2 separate regions of the Mus musculus genome follow, and region 2 is linked to region 1. A link is a loop called in an ENCODE intact Hi-C map of the cell type or tissue named here. Cell type or tissue: left cerebral cortex. All regions are shown on one strand. Region 1 overlaps Gabbr2 (gamma-aminobutyric acid (GABA) B receptor, 2). Region 2 overlaps Gabbr2 (gamma-aminobutyric acid (GABA) B receptor, 2).

Region 1 (2,500 bases):
AAGTCATCAGCTCCTCCTGTCTCCATGATGTTTCCAACAAATAGTGCCTGGCCTCACTTTACTCCTCTCTCCTGGGTCCGTCGCTGGAGGCTATCAGCAGCTCTGGAAGCCTTGTTATGTCCTGGCTGTGTGCTATTTATTGTTGTCCCTTATTTTCCGGAGAAGATCATTGGGAGTTTGGGACTTAAATAGTCCCCACCGCCTCCCACCCAGAGCTATACATCTTTCTTAGCAATTTTCTTACCTAGAATGTGGTTTTCTGTGATGCTCTGAAGTCAGCTCATACTGGCTTCCTAGAGCCGTGCTAAATTCTTGGGAGTGTCTCAAGCCAGTTTGCTTTGCATGGGTAGCTCAAAGCTGCCGGTGACTGGGGTACTGACAGCCTGGGTAGGAGAGCAGAGCAAGCTGGGCCCTTCCTGCGCCCACAGACACACTGCTGTTTATAGCCACGTGCTGGCACAGATATAAATAGGAAGGCACTCTCGAGGCTCCCTTTGTACCCATTGCATTGACTTGCTCAAAGAAGGCCCAAGGAGTGTAGAAGGGATGAGTGCACCTGCTGAGTGTTCCAGGCACTGACTGTATGTAACAAGCCATTCCAAACTTAATGACAGAAACCAACAACCATTTTGTTATACCTAGAGCTCCTTGGATTGGAATTCCAGGCAGAACATAGGCAGGCTAGGCTGGGGCACTCAAAGCCAATGGACCTTATCATGGCCTCTCTTGTCAAGGAGAAAAGCTACTAAGGGTTTGTGTCACATATGAAAACCACCACATCAAATATGCCAAGAAGCTGCATTTATTGAGCACTTCCTGTGTACCAGACATTTGACATATTTTAACTCAACTTCCCAGATACTGGGAAGGTACTGTGGCCACATTTGCTTTGCAGATAAGGAGCCTGAGAGAGGCTAAGAAAGGTCCCTAAAGCCCCAAAGCTTCATTTATTGTGATTCCTCTCCCAGGGTTGTGAAGAGGGCACTGTGGCTTTTGTTGGGTTGGGGGCAGAAATGACTCAGGCAGGCTCACTTGCAGCCCTGGTGCACCCTAGTGATCGCCATCTGGGCTCAGCCAGGAGCCTTCTCTTCTCTGTTCCTAAAAATCAGTCAAGGCAGCCGGGACTGCTCATGCTGAGTCACTGTTCTGGTCCAGGCTAATTCTGCTTCATAACCTTGTATCTGAAGCCAGTGGTGCAGAGGACTTTAAATTAGCGATACAATTTCAACCCAATTGCTAAACTGCCTAAATTATCAAGTTTGCTCATTGCAACTTGAATGCATGCATAATTAATTTTTCTAAAGTCTGGACTAAAAGCTGCTGAAATCAGATCTTTTTTTTTTTTTCTTGAATTAGATTCAAATGTCATAGGAAGTCTTTGGTGTGATGATGTAACCCTGCACTGCACAGCAGCTTCAAGAACTGTAATTGAGATCCATCTTAGGAAGGGAGTTAGATGAGTTAGAGAATGCAACTATTTTTAAATCGAAATATGTTTTTGGTAACCGAAAGATGGCCGGGTTCCGTTGATGGCAACTATGAATTGTAGCGTTGTCCTGACTCTGGGTAGTGTTATCAGTATTAATAGACTTGTTAGCTAACTTCTTTCAGAAGCTGAGTTTTTTAAAGACAGGGGTTGCTGTCTGTTCCCCAATTGCTTGTATCCTCACTATGGGGAATAAATGACAGGAAGCACACAGTGGGTGCTCAGGCAGTATTAAGGTGAGTGTCTGCATTAGAGACCATGATCCTAAGAGCAACCTTACAGGATAGCATGTTCAACCTCATCTGAGAGAGCAGGACAGTTGGACTGAGGAAGCCAACTGTCCTTCCAAGGGGTCCACAGTCAGGGCTGAACCTGGATTGACTAAAATCATTTTTAAAGCATGGGTGTTGGGATGATTACATAAATCATCATGTAGTGTGTGTGTGTGAGTGTTTGTACCAGTCAGTGTGGATTCTGGAGACTGAACTCGGGTCTCCTGGAAGATTGCTAGCTGTTCTTAACAGTTATCTCTCTACCTTACAAATGTAATATGTGTGTGTGTGTGTGTGTGTGTATGTGTGTGTGTGTGTGTGTGCATGTACATGTGTGTGTGTGCACACACATGCATGTGTACATGCATGCATGCTTGTGGAGTTGTGATTTCCTCAGGTGTTGGCTCTCACTTTCCACCTTGCCTGAGACAGTCTCTTTGTTCTTTTCCACTGCATATGTCCAGCTGACTGTCCCTCTGTCCCTTATGCCTACAGAGCCCCTCCTGCCTCAGCCACCCCCCCATGTCTCAGTGGGAGAACCGTGATTACATACACAAGCTACTGCATCTAGGCATCCAAACTCATGCTCTATGTGAGGCAAGAACTTAACCAATCAAGTGATGTTCTCGGCCCGAATCCAGATTCCCAGACCCTGCTTTGCCATTTTCCTTAGGTATCTTAATAGATCCAACACTACAAAGAAAGAATATTAAAAGTGACAAGAATTTGTTGTCTTCTGAGA
Region 2 (2,500 bases), 62 kb before region 1:
CTCCTCCTCGCTGGCTGACCGCGTACTGGGTCCATCAGGGTCTCACTGGGCTTGGCTGGAGCAGGTGGGACCCTGATCTGTGAGCACCTTCCACCTCTGTGTGGGTGTGGAATGGGGGTCTCCTTTGACCAGAGGAGGAGTTAGAGATGTGAGAGGTTGGACTCCCAGAGGCCTGCGCCGGTTGCCCCTGTCCGGTGCTGCTCCTAGGGTTGTCAGGTGCCAAGTAAGAGGAACACGCACACTGATTACAAACTGGGCCAGCCACAGCTGGACAGGCTATGGGGCCTATTCCCAGACCCTAAAAATTCCAAGCCGCCCTTTTAGGGCTAGAGGGCTCCAGGACCCTCGGGGGCCAAGCTTCGGGCAGGACCGATCCTGTGGTGCACTTCTGCAGCTCAGGGCTCGCGCGCGCCACGGTCAGCCTCGGAGCCCGGAGGGTTCTGCAGCGCTGCTGCCTGGATCTGTCCAGCGCTGGCAGTAGCTGGAGCAGTTTTGGGAGACTCCCCTTCCCCCTCTCCCCGCCTTGGGTTAGTTGCTCATAGAGTGGCTTGACAGGTCTAGCCCGGGACGTGTGGTGGTGTCCGATCGCGCTTCCACTTTTGTTCAGCAGCTGCTAACACCGCTGAGCAGGTGCACACTTGAGGCGTTCGTGTCGTGGGAGCCTAGACTTGGAGTGTGGCAGAGGGTTCCCCTCTGGCCTTCTTTTCTGAGCAGAGCTGGAGAACCAAGACCTTTCCATCCCAAACCCCGATCTCACGCCCTCATGTCTAGGTTTCCAAGGAGCCTCAGCTCAGACCCTGACTGCCCACTCTGAGGCTAGGACGAAGAGAGGGCCTGGAAGAGCGATCAGGAATAAGGACGGGTTTGCGAGTTTTTCCGGACCCAGGGAGCCCCTACTCTCCGGTCCGCAGCCTCGAGAGATAAGATTCGGCCTGAAGGGGGCAGTGATTTCCTTTACTGAGAGCTCTGTTGGCGCCTCTTGCATCTCTCCCAGCAAAGCCAGGGCGAGCTCTGGACCCTTGCTTCCCGGGCTCCCCCAGCGCACCTTTGCTGGAGCTCCCGGGCAGACTCCTCAAGAAAGGAGCATCCCCCTGGTGGTGTAACCTGGGCTTGGCTTCTTCCCCTGCCTGACCCCTTTTTTATACCCCCTCCCGGAAAAGAGCATAATGTAGATTGTATCTCATTCCCCGCCTCCCCCGCTTCACCAGTGAAGCAGCCTGCTGTTCTGCTCTGTAAATAAAAGGTGAAGGAATTGGTGGCAGTTGGTAACGGTGAGCTCAGGTTGCTGCAGGCAGAGAGGCTCCTCTGCCTCGGGAAGAGGCACACTGGGTGGCTGTACAGGGCTAACCGTGTGTGAAATCACTTTCGATTGACGTTCCTGACGACCTCCTTTTTTCTCCCTCCCCCCTCAGTGTTTCAAGTTCTTTAGGGGTACCTGTCTGGCACAAGCACATTGAGATGGGTATGCATTTATGCAGAGGCATATATCCTTGGCACACTTTCATGTGGCTTCCACCCATATTCTGGAAGGGACAGGGACAGGGACAGGCCGGTTCTTAGAAGACAAAAGCAATTGTAGACAGGGCTGCCCTGTATACATCTTCACTATGTCTTGTAAAACCTTTTCGAATGCTTCCTGAGAAGTTTCTCATTAGTCCATTTGTGGTAGCAGAGGGATGGGCGCTTGGTTGCAGGGTGTGGGCCAACGCTTTTACATTTTTTTTCTCAAGTGTGTCTTGGTGGCTTTCTGAGTGAGAGGACCCAAAGTCAAGAGGATGAGGCAGTCAGAGGAGCTTTGGTTGGTGGGAATATTTCAGGCACAGCACTGGGTTTCCCTCTAATGTCAACTGTACCTGATCTGGGGCTTAGGGTTGAACACTGCAGAAATAGGTTATCCCTCTGACCTCCTGACCCCGCCCACCCATGACCTTGAATTGGACACTTAATCTCTAATGCCTCTAAATGCAGGTGTTCAGATCTCAAGAGCAGAGTGGTTAGCCATCCTCTGTCGGATGGCGTCCAGGGGCTTACAGAGAGATGCCAGCAGGCTCCACTGCCAGCACTCTGTCTGGCACGCTGTAAGCACTCAATAAATAACTGCCTCCCTTCCTGCACTTCCATTTGGTGTGGATTCACCAGTGAGACACTATGGCTTTAGGTGGGATAAGTCAGTCACTGCTAAAATATTAAGAATGCTTCTTTCTCCTGCTTGGCCTTACAGTCTTTAAGAGAGTCAGGGAGGTTACTACCAGAAAAGAGAATTCTGGCTGACAGTCAATATATCACCTCGTGCATGAAGTATCACATTTGGGAGAGTGCCCAGGAACTATAATTACTCCCCCTCACCCCCCCCCCCCCACTAACCTGTCTTTAAAGTTTTCTCTGAGCTGGACTGAAGGGAAAATCAGTCTGGGAACTGGCAGCAGATGCAGGGCAATCTGAAAGGCATTTGCCACTTCTGAGTGAGTGAGTAGCCCCTGTTAGCGCAAGGCTGTGTTTG

Evidence for each region. Hi-C counts contacts between places; a loop is a spot of excess contacts. Peaks named below come from ENCODE experiments on the same cell type or tissue, not always from the same donor. Only the 100,000 strongest peaks of a DNase experiment are listed, where the experiment ranks them.
Region 2: a loop joins it to region 1, with 2.4 times the contacts of the local background. A loop is called at or near these places in 3 of 42 quality-filtered maps.

Annotation. Positions count from the first base shown.
Region 1 is chr4:46,926,916-46,929,415 of GRCm38, reverse strand. The region is part of intron 1 of Gabbr2 (gamma-aminobutyric acid (GABA) B receptor, 2); the gene reads left to right. Among named protein-coding and RNA genes, the nearest start is that of Gm32135, 46 kb to the right of the region's middle. In left cerebral cortex, no CTCF peak of the experiment used is centred here; DNase peaks (open chromatin) are centred at 369, 1,127 and 1,397; H3K27ac peaks cover 1,610 bases.
Region 2 is chr4:46,988,543-46,991,042 of GRCm38, reverse strand. All of the region lies in intron 1 of Gabbr2 (gamma-aminobutyric acid (GABA) B receptor, 2), which reads left to right. Among named protein-coding and RNA genes, the nearest start is that of Gabbr2, 1.9 kb to the left of the region's middle. In left cerebral cortex, a CTCF peak has its summit at 940 (motif pointing right); DNase peaks (open chromatin) are centred at 562, 946 and 1,905; H3K4me3 peaks cover 2,403 bases; H3K27ac peaks cover 2,088 bases.